Linked DNA regions of Homo sapiens: region 2 is linked to region 1. Evidence: chromatin loops called from intact Hi-C (ENCODE). Cell type or tissue: heart left ventricle. All regions are shown on one strand.

Region 1 (8,000 bases):
TCAGACTCCATCTCAAAAGCTTTGACCTCTGATAACATCCAGAAAAAAACATTCTTCCCCTCAGATCCAAGAAGATGAAGACATGATCAAAACCTGAATGCTGGACTATTTCAGAAGTGAGGGGTCCCTTGGCCTGAAAGATCCAGGGCTAGGATCTGCCTCAACATACCTTATTGTAAATGGTCAAATTTTTTTTTTTTGGAAACGGGGTCTTGCTCTGTCGCCCAGGCTGGAGTGCAGAGGCGCAATCTCGGCTCACTGAAAGCTCCGCCTCCCGGGTTCATGCCATTCTCCTGCCTCAGCCTCCCGAGTAGCTGGGACTACAGGTGCCCGCCACCACGCCTGGCTAATTTTTTGTATTTTTAGTAGAGACAGGGCTTCACCACGTTAGCCAGGATGGTCTCGATCTCCTGACCTCGTGATCCACCCGTCTCGGCCTCCCAAAGTGCTGGGATTACAGGCGTGAGCCACCGCGCCCGGCCTCGTAAATGGTCAAATTTGAAGTCCTCCAATCAGACTCTGCCAAGCCGACATTTTCAAATCCTTTCCTTTGCCCTCTGGTCCATTAAAACTTGCCCCAGGCCCCAAATAGAGGAGACAGATTTGAGCCTGACTCCTGTCTCCTTGCTGGCTGATTTTGCAATAAAACCTTTTTCATTTTTTCAAAAGCCAGTGCTGTAGTTATTGGCTTCTGTGCACATCAGGAAGCGAGCCCATTTGCTCCATAATAAATTGACAAAAGCAGATCAATGAAGAAAAAAGGATCCACAATTTATTCATGTGCCTATGAACACATGAGCCATACACAAAGCATGAGACTCGAAGAGAGACCAGGTGGTTGAAAATTAAATATTCTCTTCATGGCCGGGCACGGTGGCTCATGCCCGCAATCCCAGCACTTTGGGAGGCTGAGGCGGGCAGATCAGGAGTTCAAGATCAGCCTGGCCAACATGGCAAAACCCCGTCTTTACTAAAAATACAAAAATTAGCCAGTCATGGTGGCGCATGCCTGTAATCTCAGCTACTCGGGAGGCGGAGGCAGGAGATTCACTTGAACCCAGGAGGCAGAGGTTGCAGTGAGCCGAGTTTGTGCCACTGCACTCCAGCCTGGATGACAAAGCAAGACTCTGTCTCAAAAAAAAAAAAAAAAAAAACTCTCTTCATAGGAGAGATGTATGGACCTGGAGACAGATATTATTTTGAAAGTGATTCTCTTTGCAAGCTGGATGAGACAGACAGGTTTGATGTACCAGGTGAGGGGTGGAACTGCACAGGAACAAATATTGGCTTATTATGCAGGTAAAAGTCCTCCAGGTAATCCCTTAGAGCTGCCCTCAGAAGAACAGATGAAAAGTCTGGATGTGGTGACGACTCCCAGTCTCTTCTGGTTACTTGATGAGATTCCTAGGGAAGGTGTCTTAGACAATTGCATTTCTTTGGAGATAAGTGTTCTTAGATAAGGACAGAGTCCCTCCTGTTGCTTCAGGAAAGAGGATCAGAAAGACAAGGAGGTGAGTGAAGGTCACAGAGGGACCTCGAGGCTGCTTCTTTAGATCAGTAAAAAGGACAAAGCACCATATTTTTGGGGTATTGTTTTCTGAGCCCTAATGACATTCATAGCATATAGAGTTTTTGTCCTCATGGTTACAAGATGGCTGCCACATCTCCAAACATCATATCCCTGTTCAAGACAATAAAAAAGGTTTAAGGACAAAACCAGCAGAAGTTGGCATTATGGCCATCCAGAGATGCAAGAAAGTCTGGAAAAGTGAAGATCTGGTTTTCTAGACTCTAGAATGAGGTTCTGAATAATATCAGGTGATCCAACCAACATTGTCTGCTATGGCTCTTCCTTCAACAAGTAACACAAACGTTCATAAACGAAGAATGATTGTATTAAACCCTGTGTTTCTGATGCTCTTTTCTGAAGCATTAGGAGGATCTCTCAGAAACTTCCTTATCTGACTCAGAAAGCTTGTTTTGGGAAGCTGTTGTCAGCATTGGAGGGGTGGTGTTAGAAAAAACATCACATAATGGCAGCATGCGGTGGCTCACGCCCATAATCCCAGCCCTTTGAGATGCTGAGATGGATGGATTGGCTGAGCTCAGGAGTTCAAGACCAACCTGGGCAACATGGCCAGATCTCATCTCTACTAAGAATTTTTTTAAAATTAGGGCCGGAGGCCGGGCAAGGTGGCTCACACCTGTAATCCCAGCACTTCGGGAGGCCAAGGCGGGCAGATCACAAGGTCAAGAGATGAAGACCATCCTGGCCAACACGGTGAAACCCCCTCTCTACTAAAAATACAAAAATTAGCTGGGTGTGGGTGGTGCACGCCTTTAGTCCCAGTTACTCAGGAGGCTGTGGCAGGAGAATCACTTGAACCCGGGAGACGGAGGTTGCAGTGAGCTGAGATCACGCCACTGTACTCCAGCATGGTGACAGAGCAAGATTACATCTCAAAAAAAAAAATAGCAACTGGGAGCGGTGGCTTACGCCTGTAATCCCAGCACTTCAGGAGGCTGAGGTGGGCAGATCACCTGAAGTCAGGAGTTCGAGACCAGCCTGGCCAACATGGTAAAACCCTGTCTCTACTAAAAATACAAAAATTAGCCAGGCATGGTGGCGCATGCCTGTAGTCCCAGGTGCTCAGGAGGCTGAGGCAGGAGAATCACTTGAACCTGGGGGGCAGAGGTTGCAGTGAGCCAAGATCACATCATTGCACACTAGCCTGGGAAATAGAGCGAGACTCTGTCTCAACAACAACAACAACAACAAAAATAGCCAAACATGGTGACGCACACCTGTAGTCCCACCTACTTAGGAGGCTGAGGTGGGAGGATCATTTGAGTCTGGGAGGTCAAGGCTTCAGTGGGCCGCATTTATGTCACTGCACTCCAGCCTGGTTGACAGAGCAAGACCCTGTTTCAAAAAAACAGACACCACATATTTGATGTCAAAAGGGAAAAAAAACCTCTCATTTGGTGTCAGGCGTGGTATGAGAAGTAAAACCTCCTTCACCTACTAAAGGACATGTTGGTTGATATCAAGTTTTGGCAATTATGAATAAAGCTGCTTGACAGGGTTTGGACGCCCTGCCCAAATCTCATGTTGAAATGTAATCCCCACTGTTGGAGGTGGGACCTGGTGGGAGGCAACTGGCTCATGGGATCAGGTTTCTTATGAACATGAATAGAGGCTATTCTACTCTTATGAATAGAAGATGGTTATCTTCTATTTCTTCCTGTGGGGTCTTAAAGATATTTTGGAGTAGCCGGGTGCTGTGGCTCATGCCTCTAATCCCAACACATTGGGAGGCCAAGGCAGATGAATCACTTGAGGCCAGGAGTTCGAGACCAGCCTGGCAAACATGGCGAAACCCTGTCTCTACCAAAAATACAAAAATTAGCTGGTGTGGTGGCGGGTTCTTGTAATCCCAGCTACTCAGGAGGCTGAGACAGGAGAATCGCTTGTACTCCAGAGGCGGATGTTGCAGTGAGCCGAGATCATGCCACTGCATTCCAGCCTAGGCAACAGAGTGAAACGCTTTCTCAAAAAAATAAAATAAAATCATAATCATAATCATAATTAATGTTATAATTTTAATTTAAAAAATCACTTCATCTATATAGCTCTTCCTGCACCCCTAAGTAGCACATGCTGAGTCAGGCTTTGCAGTTTAAATGTGAATTAATTTGCAGATCCACACTGTTGTGGCTGAAGCCACCCCCTTCTCTGATGGGGAACAAAGCACAATTGCCAGACCTTCCACACGTGGCCACCAGAGGGCGCGCCGAAGTAGCCAAACTCGCTAAGGAACAGGGCGGTCCCCAGGGAACCATCCCGAACCAAAAGCCGTTTTATTTTCCAAAGGCTGACAGGGGGGGCCCCCGCGGGGTGTTCACACTCTATCTCCTCCTAAGTAAACAAACTTAATTGCTATTTAATTTCTTCCAAATTGCATCAACAGTCAAAAAGAAATTACTCCACTTGCCCTTTGCATTTTTTTGCAGTAGGCTCCTAGTAATCTGGACAATTTAATGAAGTCGTTTGCAGGGAAGCAATTGGATTTCAATGCCTCTCTCCCTGGTGCTCGCCCTGTCATTTCTGCCCAGTTGTGATTTGCCGTGAATCTCTCAACATATCAATGCATCATTTTGCCTTTGTGGTCTGATGACAAATAACATTTTCAGATCTGGGTATATAAATATGTCTCTGTAGCCATTGCGATTCACTTTTTCATGTACAAAAGATAGAAAATAGCTTTTCTCCCATTCAGGTCCTTCCTCCCTTCATCCCTCACATTGGGTTTTACTGTTGACTGTTGACTTTCTGCCCACTTCATCCTTTGGTCTCATTGTGTTCTGGGGAAGACAGAAATGAATAACACCTGGCCCCCCTTTCATTCTTCAGGTTAGCATAGTTCTAGGCACTGGAAAAGGAGTGAACAAGAATCCCTATCATATTCACAATCACCAAGAGGTAGCATCAATCCAAATGTTCATCAAAGAATGAATGAATGGCCGGGCACGGTAGCTCACGCCTGTAATCCCAACACTTTGGGAATCAAGGTGGGTGGATCGCAAGGTCAGGAGTTCGAGACCAACCTGGCCAATATGGTGAAACTCCGCCTTTACTTAAAAAAATACATAAATTAGTCAGGCATGGTGGCATGCACCTGTAATTCCAGCTATTTGGGAGGCTGAGGCAGGAGAATTGCTTGAACCCGGGAGGCGGAGGTTGCAGTGAGCCGAGATCATGCCACTGCACTCCAGCCTGGGTGACAGAGCAACAAGACTCTGTCTCAAAAAAAAAGAGAATGGAAAAATGAGCCTGGTGCAGTGGCTCACGCCTGTAATCCCAGCAATTTGGGAGGCCAAGGCAGGAGGACCATTTGAGATCAGGAGTTGGAGACCAGCCTGGCCAACATGGCGAAACCACATCTCTAATAAAAATACAAAAATTAGGCCGGGCGCAGTGGCTCACGCTTGTAATCCCAGCACTTTGGGAGGCTGAGACAGGCGGATCGCCTGAGGTCGGGAGTTCAAAACCAACCTGACCAACATGGAGAAACCCTGTCTCTACTAAAAATACAAAATTAGCCAGGCGTAGTGGTGCATGTCTGTAATCCCAGCTACTTGGGAGGCTGAGGCAGGAGAATCACCTGAACCCAGGAGGCGGAGATTGCGGTGAGCTGAGATCACACCATTGCACTCCAGCCTGGGCAACAAGAGTGAAACTCCGTCTCAAAAGAAAAAAGATAAAATAAATTTTAAAAATACAAAAATTAGCCAGGTGTGGTGGCTCACACCTGTAATCCCAGCTACTTGGGAGGCTGAGGCAAGAGAATCACTTGAACTGGTGAGGCAGAGGTTTCAGTGAGCCGAGATTGCACCATTGCACTCCAGCCTAGCAACAGAGCAAGACTCTGTCTCAAAAAATAAATAAGTAAATGAACAAAATGTGGGTTATTTGTGCAACGGAACATTATTCAGCCATAAAAAAGAGGCCAGGCATGATGGCTCATGCCTGTAATCTCAGCACTTTGGGAGGCCAAGGCAGGCAGATCACCTGAGGTAGGGAGTTGGAGATCAGCCTGACCAGCATGGAGAAACTCCATCTCTACTAAAAATACAAAAATTAGCCAGATGTGGTGGTGTGCACCTGTAATCCCAGCTACTTGGGTGGCTGAGGCAGGAGAATTGCTTGAACCCGGGAGGCAGAGGTTGTGGTGAGCCGAGATCGCACCATTGCACTCTAGCCTGGGCAACAAGAGCAAAACTTCATCTCAAAAATAAATAAATAAATAAATAAAGTGCTGCTACATGCTATAATGTAGATGAACCACAAAAGCTTTAATGCTAAGTGAAAGAAGGTAGACACAAAAAGTCGCAAATTGGGTGATTTCATTTATATGAAATGTCCAGAATAGGCAAATCCACAGACAGAGAATAGATTGGTGGTTGCCAGTGGAGGTGGAGGGGAGAATGGAGAATGGCTGCTTAATGGGTATGAGGTCTTCTTTGGGGTGATGAAAACATTTTGGAGCTAGATAGAGGTGATGACTGTTTGACATTGTGAATGTCCTGAATTGTACAGTTTATGTAATGTGAATTTCACCTCAGTTAAAAAGAAAAGAAAAAATTCCTGCCCTTATGGGTGCAGTAGCATGATCACAGCTCAATGCAGCCTCCAACTGCTGGACTCAAGCAATCCTCTGGCCTCAGGCTCCTGAGTAGCTGGGATTGCAGGTACACACCGTAACACCTGGTTAATTTTTTTAAGATGGGGGCTGGCTCTGTCACCTAGGCTGGAGTGCAGTAATGCAATCTTGACTCAGTGCAGCCTCGTCCCATCTCAGCCTCCCAAGTAGCTGCGACTACAAGTGCGTGTCACCATGTCTGGCCAATTTTTAAATGTTTTATAGAGATGGGGTCTCGCTGTATTGTCCAGGATGGTCTCAAACTCCTGGGCTCGAGTGATTCTGCCAAGGTGCTGGGATTACAGGAATAAGCCACCATGCCTGGCCCCTAGAGTTTGTATCCTAAAGTGGGAGTTGGGGGTGGGGGTGGGAATGGGGAGACGGACAAATAAATTGTTTCGCTCTAGTGTGGAAACTGCCCTGGCAGACACATACTAAGGGAGACACATACTAAGGGACTAAATTCCAGGTGGCAATATTGTACTGCAGAAGTTTCCCAGAAATTGGCAGAGCACGGTAGCTTACGTCTGTAATCCCAGCACTTTGCGGGGCTAAGGTGGGCCGATCACTTAAGGTCAGGAGTTCGAGACCAGCCTGTCCAACATGGTGAAACCCTGTCTCTACTAAAAATACAAAAATTAGCCAGGTGTGGTGGCCTCTAATCCCAGCTACACAGGAGGCTGAGGCAGGAGAATTGCTTGAACCTGGGAGGTGGAGGTTGCAGTGAGCCAAGATTGCACCACTACACTCCAGCCTGGGCGACAGGGCGAGACTCTGTCTCAAAAAAAAGAAAAAGTGGCCAGGCACAGTGGCTCACGTCTGTAATCCCAGCACTTTGGGAGGCCAAGTTGGGCGGATCACGAGGTCAGGAGTTCGAGACTATCCTGGCTAACACAGTGAAACCCTGTCTCTACTAAAAATACAAAAAATTAGCCAGGCGTGGTGGCGGGTGCCTGTAGTCCCAGCTACTCAGGAGGCTGAGGCAGGAGAATGGCATGAACCCGGGAGGCGGAGCTTGCAGTGAGCCGAGATCGCATCACTGCACTCCAGCCTGGACGACAGAGCGAGACTCCATCTCAAAAAAAAAAGAAAAAATAAAAAGAAGTTTCCCAGCAGTCCCAGGGGTTGAGTCCCAGCCCTGGCTGTGTGAGCAAGTCATATATTTGTATTAATTTATACACATGAGATACCTTCAATCTGCAGAGATGCAGGATGTCCCCGGGTCTTTCTGTTCTTTCTGATGTGTCCATCTCTGTCTATTTTCAAAGTCTTAAATCCTGTCCGCATTTCAACCAGTCGCAACCTGACAACTGTGTTGAGTGATGTGACTTTGGGATTTACGAGAAGCAGAAGGGCCTTTTTAATCTGCAGGATGCAAAGACAGGAAACGGGATGCTCACAGACCAGAGCCCTTGGCTTTTACATAACAGTTCTCATCTGCCTTGTTTTTGCTGTTTGTTTGTTTGTTTGTTTGTTTGTTTGTCTGTTTGTTTTGAGACGGAGTTTCACTCTTTTTCCCCAGGCTGGAGTGCAATGGCGCAATCTCGGCTCACTGCAACCTCCATCTCCCGGGTTCAAGTGATTCTCTTGCCTCAGCCTCCTGAGTAGCTGGGATTACAGGCGTGAGCCACCGCACCCGGCCTGCTTTGTGTTTGTTTTGTTTTGCTTTTTGAGACAGGGTCTCTGTTGTTGTCCAGACTGGAGTCCAGTGGCGCAATCTTGGCTCACTGCAGCCTCAGTTTCCCAGGTTCAAGAGACCCTTCTGCCTCATCCTCCTGAGTAGCTGAAATGACAGGC
Region 2 (8,000 bases), 73 kb after region 1:
ATTGGCTTTAGTGCAAATCTCATTTCCTGGTTTATATCCATTATAAATTAGATCTCACCATGAGAGCAAAATCCCTTAATAAACCTAGGTAAAAGCAATTTGAAGTAATATGATGCTTACTCCAGTGACACCACTAGGTATGGTGTTTGCATCAAGTCATTTTGGGGTGCTTTATGGAAATACTTCCTAGTAGGGAATTCCCTGACTTCACACTTTCCAGAGATGACACTCTCTCTCTTTTTCTCTCTAATACTTACAAGAATGGACTGCAAGGCTACATTTAGTCAGGCGATACCATCCCCAGCACATGGTGGATTGTTGGTGTGAGGTCTAAGGATTCTGGTCATTTGAAACGAATGGCCTCCTAGATTTGTGGCATTTTTCTGTATATTGAGAATAGGTAGCTAAAATAAGTGGTAACTATATTTGCATGTGATTTGTATGTTACAGTTAACATTTAAATTCTCTTATGTACTAAAATTTTTTTGGTTGCCACATTAAGCCTCTTTATCCTGTAAGGCACAGAGTGGCTTTCCACCTCAATTTTTGCTTTAATGTATGAACCCTAATGGGACCATAGTTCAACTAAAGGCACCTAACTCATGAATGATATTTGCTCCATGTTTGAACAACAAATGTTTTAACCCACTGTCTTCACTAATATTGTAACTACTGTCTTACAGATTGACTTGATGCAAAACATCACAAAGGCTCCATATTATACAGTATGCGATTTTTGAGGTATGAGCTTTAGAAACTTACCTCTCATGTGGCATGTACATCAGGCTTTAACTTCAGTTTGATCGTTGTGGGGAAATTTATGCATTTCTTTTTTTTTCTCTCCATGATATTTTTAGAATATTAAAGGGGCTGTAGAGGTATTTTTGGATCATTGCTAGGATTCTTAGACTTAACAGATAGATTTTCTTTTTTCACTAAATTGAGACACTAATTCTGGCAGATGATATCCCTTTCAGCTCTTCTAACTAACTAGCCTAACATTCATGCCTGCTTCTTGGAGTTCAAATCTGCAGTTTCTATTTTGTGGCTTTGATTGCCTCATTTTAAGTGCTCATTTCCGTTCTTTAACAGTTTTCTATTTATTGGACTGGGATGATCTTGTTGGTGCTAACAGCCTGACATTGACATTTTTTGAAACCTAAGTAGTCAAGATTGTATAAAAATAGAAATTTCATATAAATGCTAAAGCATTTTGTGCTTTTAGGTTCAGAATGCTTACAACCTGAGTTCTGGTTGGGGATGCTTTGATCAATTTGTATTAAAATAATTTGGCAACTAGGGAGTTTTTAGGTATTTCTGAGACAGTGGCTCTATTCCAGTTAGTTTTTTTTTGTTATATTTCTGAAAACACAAATTTTTTTTGGGAAAAAAATCTCAGTGTTCATAACTTAGGGGATTTAGAAACCTTATTTCTAACCAACGGGGAAGCGGCTCCTGGTTTTACAGTTTAGTTTGAAATCAGATGCTTCGTAGTTGGAAACACATTGTTGGTAGCAACAGATTACCCGGTTTCTTCAGTGAAGTATTTAAGTTGCTCTATATTGACTGTAAAAACTTGTCTTGATTATATTCATATACTCATGAACTGTTTGTACATTGTCTTTTAGACTGGAAACTGAGTTTATTTTGTATTATGGTCATAATAACTTTTAACATACCCTGCAAACTAAGCGTTTCTTTATAATTCATTATCTTATTTAAGCCTCACAACAACCTTGCATGTTAGGTAGGTATCATCCTCATTTTATGCAAGAGACAACCAAGGCTTGGAGATCAAGTAATTTGTGCAAAGGCACACATACTTTTCAGTGCTGGAGCTGGGATTTGAGCCCAGATCTTTTTTTAACTTGTATTCTCTGCTGCCTTATGGTACTACTGTGTCACCAGAAAGTGATACAAATATTTAACTCTTAATAGTAAAGGTAGTATAGGAGATAAGTAAACATGATGAAAACAGGAAGTGAAGATATGTTTAAATATTGGCAGACTCCATTTATCTTTGTGTTTCCGAATTAGTCAAGTGCTTATTTTATTCGCTCATCTAATAAGAGCTTACTGTGGCATACATATAAAGTTCAAACTCTGTCAGAAAAGATTATAAGCTCTCTTATGTTTCAATCTCCTTTCAGAAAGTAATCGTATGCTATGATTTATATAGATGCATGTTAAATGTGCTATTTTTAGGTACATAAGGAATGTCTTTTCATTAGTTTAAAAAAGTTATGGTCCATTGAGTTAATATTTTAATGCTTATAGACTTAGTATACTCAGAAAATATTCTCATACATTTTTCTTGAAATTCCATAGATTTTATTTTCCCTTATGTTCTAAGTACTTAGCTTTATGAATAAATGAACTCTGAATATTAGAAGATACTCCTTATGGAGCCTTAGTCATTTTAGTATGCTAGGTTTTGAATTTCATGAAGTTTCAGATTGAGATCCTTTATAAGTAATGACTTGTACCAGTTAGATATCCAAGTTTAATTGGACCTGTTGTCTGCATTCTGTATTAACAGTGATTGCAGTAAGTGCAGATCAAGGTGTCCAACTGATTGAGCTCATGCTAAGTTTTATGTTTAGTATTTTTGGAAGCAAGGAAAGACTAATAAACTCTAAACGAAATATATACAGTATACAAACACTGCTGTCACTTTTACACCATAGAGGGAGGGGCAAAGCATAGAGGAATAGCTTAGTGTCTGGCCTTGCCAGTGTCCTAAACTTTTCTAAAAGATTCAGGTTCTAAAAGGTTGAGAAAGCATTTTTAGTAAATATCATAGAAGTGATTTTCTTTTTTTTTTTTTTCTCAAAGTTGTTCCTCTCAGGAGAAAATCAGTAGGGGAAGAACTTACTTGGATTTTTCGTATGCTATAATAGATTATTTTGTTGTCTTCTTTCTTGATAGTTTATGATTGATGGCTGAAAGAGTAACACTCATGAGAAGTCTTGTAACTCAGCTCTGTTTTACTTATGAGGTAGTTGAAGCGTAGAGCAGATACTTAGATGAGGACACACTTTTACCCTTGGCTGTACCCTACTTGTTTACTAATAAGCATCAGGTATTATTCTAAACAGTACCTGAATTTTAAATAGATTATGAACTACAACTTTCTGATATCACTTTATTGCATTTCTGATACCTTTTATTTTCTTAAAATGTCTTCTTTTTTAATTTTTAAAATTCTGATTGCTACTCTTTACAATTAAGGCATCTGCAATGGGGTCTTCAATACTACAGTACCTAATCAGTACTTAGAAAATAACTTGGTAAGACATTGCCCGTCCCTGACATGCTGCCAGTGTTTTTTATTTTTATGACAGGAAAGGCTGAAATTTTTTGACTGATTAACCCTCTCCATGGGGGAGAATTTAGAAAGAATTATTCTTATTATCAAGTCATGTGAGGAGAACACTGGACCAGAGTAACCAATTGTTCTGTTTTGCCTGGGACAGGAGACTTTCAATGGTAAAACCAGCAAAGTCACCCTAATCCCAGTAGTTGTTCATATTTCTGAATGGGTCTTTAGAACAATAGAAGAGACTGAAAAGTTGGCATTTCATCCATTGAGAATCTCTTCCCAGTGAAAGACTTCTTATTAGACAGCTGAGTGCTTACATATAATATATAGTACATATTACACTAAATAGTAATGGTTAAATGTAAAATTTGGGAGAAGAGAGGCTTGTATAAAGAAATATTTATTTATGTTATTTAAAGTTCTAATCTTAAACTTTTCTCTTTTTATAGAACTGATAGTGCATCAGCCGACCCAGATAATTTAAAATATTCTTCATCCAGAGATAGAGGTGGTTCTTCCTCTTATGGACTGCAACCTTCAAATTCAGCTGTGGTGTCTCGGCAAAGGCACGATGATACCAGAGTCCACGCTGACATACAGAATGACGAAAAGGGTATATATATTTTCTTATTGCTACAAGCATGTTTTTTGAACCTACCTGTCTCACCTTCCTGCCTTCTTATACCCCCAACTTTCTTGCTTTCTTCTAATATATTTAAAATATGAATAACAAATGCAGTGTTATTTCTGAAAACCTCATAGGACATTTATCCACTTTATTATTTTTAAAATTTAAAATTTTTTCCATACATAATTCATAAATGCAGTTTTCTTACAAGGAAGATACAATACTATTTTTGTTTTTATTTTCAAAAATATTTAGCTAAGGTTGAAGTTCCTCTTGGCTACTATCTCTAAACTTCAAGAAAGTTTTAAAACAAGGTACAAAATTTGATTTAATTTAGTTTTCATTTCTTTGCTTATTTTCCAATGAAGGGATCAAAATAAAATTAATTTAACTTCAAAGGTGTATTAAAAGAAATCAAAATGATTTTCAAGGCAGACAGTACAGGAAAAAGGTAGGAGAAGCAAAGGCTGGTTGAGCTGCAGATTGAGTAATAAGATCCTGAGCTATCAGGAAATTGACTGAATGAAACGAACAATCATATTTAAATAACGTACACATTGCTGTTTGTAGGTGGCTACAGTGTCAATGGAGGATCTGGGGAAAATACTTATGGTCGGAAGTCGTTGGGGCAAGAGCTGAGGGTTAACAATGTGACCAGCCCTGAGTTCACCAGTGTTCAGCATGGCAGTCGTGCTTTAGCCACCAAAGACATGAGGAAATCACAGGGTAAGGCTGGGAAAACGGGGACCAATCACATACACCTTCCAAAGACTTGTATCTCCTCTTATTCTGGATGCCTCTTACTAACGCCTTGCACAGGCATAAGTTGATTAGCCTACTGTGCAGGTAAAAATTGTTTACATTCATTTCCCACTAGAAAGGTTATAGTACATTTTAAAAGAGAAGCCTCTTAAAACAAGATTAGAAGACTGGATAAGATCTTACAGAAAAGGTTTACCCAATTATCGTGGATATTGAATGTATAGTGCATAGTAGGCTCTTACTACAGCAAGTCCTTGAACTCTTGGGCCTGTGGAGGATATAGATATATATAGAGAGGGGGTACTTTTCTGTCTTTTTTTTTTTTCTCTTTTAAGTTCAGGGTACGTGTGCAGGATGTACAGGTTTGTTATGTAGGTAAACGTGTGCCATGGTAGTTGGCTGCACAGATCATCCCATCATCTAGGTATTAAACCCACCATCCATTAAGCTATTCTTGCTGATGCTCTCCTTCCCCCTGCCCCCTAGAGTGGGTACTTTTCTGGTTTTTTTTTTTGTTGTTGTTTTCAATATATTTTTTTGAGACAGTCTTGCTCTGTCACCCAGGCTGGAGCACAGTGCTGCAATCTCTGCTCACTGCAACCTCCGCCTCCCAGGTTCAAGTGATTCTCGTGCCTCAGCCTCCCAAGTAGCTGGGGTTACAGGTGCATGCCACCACACCCAGCTGATTTTTGCATTTTTAGTGGAGACAGGGTTTCACCATGTTGGCCAGGCTGGTCTCGAACTCCTGACCTCAAGTGATCACGCGTGCTCATTACAGGCGTGAGCCACCGGGCCCTGCCTAGAGTGGGCACTTTTCTAAAGTTAAATACACTGATAGCATTTCTGCCTTATGATGTAGCCTCACTGTATAGGTGAGTGCCTTGGAAGTTCAGAGGATTGGCCAGGTGCAGTGGCTCCTGCCTGTAATCCCAGCACTTTGGGAGGCTGAGACGGGCGGATCACGAGGTCAGGAGATCGAGACCATCCTGGCTAACACGGTGAAACCCTGTCTCTACTGAAAATACAAAAAATTAGCCGGGTGCGGTGGTGGGCGCCTGTAGCCCCAGCTACACGGGAGGCTGAGGCAGGAGACTGGCGTGAACCCGGGAGGTGGAGCTTGCAGTGAGCTTAGATCGCGCCACTGCACCCCAGCCTGGGCGACAGAGCGAGACTCTGTCTCAAAAAAACAACAACAAAAAAGAAAGTTCAGAGGATTGGAGGTAATGATAATTTTTTTCCTTAAAGAGAAATTTATCGGTAAAGCTGAGTTATGGGGCTTTGTCAGATGTAATTACTTTTTGGACATTTAGTTTTTGACTTTTTTTTTTTTTTTTTTAATACTGTGTGTGTGCTTTGTGTATCTTGGTGAAAATCTTTGTGCCTGTAGCTTTTATTGTTGGTATATAACTTTTAAAAAACTGATTTCTTTTTATGTTTTCACAAGTGGAATGAATTCAAAGGCTATGCTGTTTGTTAAAATAGAGTATTTGAAGCCTGAGACTTATGATATTATAGAAGCTAAACAGCGACTCTAAAGTAGTTCAGTAAACAATTCCTCTTCTTCAAAGGCTCAGGGTCATGTAGTTTGCTAGTGACAGAATTGTAAGTAGAGCCTAATTTCCCAGCTGGTAACTTGATGACATTTTTGGTATCTGTCCTTATTGAAATACTCTATGGGCTAGGGATTTGTAAAAACCCTATTCTTCTCTCAGACATTGTAGTTTCTTTTTTTTTAACTTTTAAGTTCAGGATACCAGTGCAGATTTGTTACATTGGTAAACTTGTGTCATGAGGGTTTGTAGTATAGATTATTTTATCACCCAGGTATTAAGCCTGGTACCCATTGGTTGTTTCTCTTGATCCTCTCCCTTCTCCCACCCCCTACCCTCCAAAAGGATCCAGTGTGTGTTGTTCCCCTTGTATTTATTTATTTATTTATTTATTTATTTATTTATTTATGAGATGGAGTATCTCCCTGTCACCCAGGCTGGAGTGCAGTGGCGCAATCTCAGCTCACTGCAGCCTCCACCTCCCAGATTAAAATGATTCTCCTGCCTCAGCCTCCCGAGTAGCTGGGATTACAGGAGCGCGCCACCACGCCCGGCTAATTTTTTGTATCTTCAGTAGAGACGAAGTTCCACCACGTTGGCCAGGCAGGTCTTAAACTCCTGACCTCGTGATCTGCCTTCCTCGGCCTCCCAAAGTGCTGGGATTACAGGTGTGAGCCACCATGCCCAGCCTTCTGGTTTCTTTTTTTACCAATGTTTTCTCATACCTTAGAAATGAAACTGTCAGACCCTTTGTGATTTGTTGTTTACGTATGTATTGGCTAATTATGGTAAATAGCACAGTTGAAAATGTTTTGCAAAAATTGAGGTTTTTTTTTGTTTTGTTTTTTGAGACAGTCTCGCTCTGTCACCCAGGCTGGAATGCACTAGTGTGATTTCACTGCAACCTTCGCTTCCCAGGCTAAAGCGATCCTCCCACCTCAGCCTCCTGAGTAGCTGGGATTACAGGCATGTGCCACTATGCCCAGCTAATTTTTGTATTTTTCGTAGAGATGGGGTTTTACCATGTTGCCCAGGCTGGTCTCGAACTCCTGGGCTCAAGTGATCTGCCTGCCTTGGCCTTCCAAAGTGCTGGGTAATTACAGGCAAGAGCCACCTCGCCCAGCAAAAATCTAGTTTTTAAAGGCATCTTTATTATACTCATAGTATTCACTATTGTTTGCTTGTTCTTGTGATTAAAAAATAAGGGGAGAAAAGTTGTGGTTTGCTACCTTTCTAGTGGAGGCATGCCTTGCATGTGGTAGATGATAATTAGACATTTGTTGAACTAAATGTGTGAAAACTTCATCCCAGGGAAATGATGATAATGTGAATAAGAGGCTTTCCTCCAGTGGGATACCTAGATGATAAGTAGAAGCCTATATCCTGTTTTTACTTGATTGAGACTTTATCCGTACCCCTTGGAAGTTGTTTAATTTACCTACACCCGGGCTCTTTACCTGCATGTTGAAAACAGTTTGGAATGGACCCAAAGAAAGTTGTTACTAAGGCCTTTCTTTTTTCTCTCCCAGCCAGTCCTCTGGATTGAGGTGTTCGGTTGGCCTAGGGTTATTCATTTCTTGTTTCCTTCAGCAAATATTTTTTTGAGGGTCTGTTATTTGCCAGGTACTCTGCTGGGATCTGGAATATAGAGATGAACAAAAGAGTGATAGGACCTATATTCCCTGAGCTTTTATTGACCAGTGGACTGTGACTTTTGATGTAATTTTATTTTTGAGAG

Evidence for each region. Peaks named below come from ENCODE experiments on the same cell type or tissue, not always from the same donor. Only the 100,000 strongest peaks of a DNase experiment are listed, where the experiment ranks them.
Region 2: a loop joins it to region 1, with 7 times the contacts of the local background. A loop is called at or near these places in 13 of 110 quality-filtered maps.

What each region holds. Positions count from the first base shown.
Region 1 is chr16:18,965,254-18,973,253 of GRCh38, reverse strand. No RefSeq gene overlaps it. Among named protein-coding and RNA genes, the nearest start is that of TMC7, 15 kb to the left of the region's middle. RefSeq lists an enhancer at 465-965. In heart left ventricle, a CTCF peak has its summit at 3,778 (motif pointing right); a DNase peak (open chromatin) is centred at 3,813; H3K4me3 peaks cover 499 bases.
Region 2 is chr16:18,892,728-18,900,727 of GRCh38, reverse strand. SMG1 (SMG1 nonsense mediated mRNA decay associated PI3K related kinase) reads left to right here. Exons shown (of 63, transcript NM_015092.5): 2 at 3,772-3,935; 3 at 4,521-4,676. Among named protein-coding and RNA genes, the nearest start is that of SMG1-DT, 29 kb to the left of the region's middle. In heart left ventricle, no CTCF peak of the experiment used is centred here; no DNase peak of the experiment used is centred here; H3K4me3 peaks cover 473 bases; H3K27ac peaks cover 2,414 bases.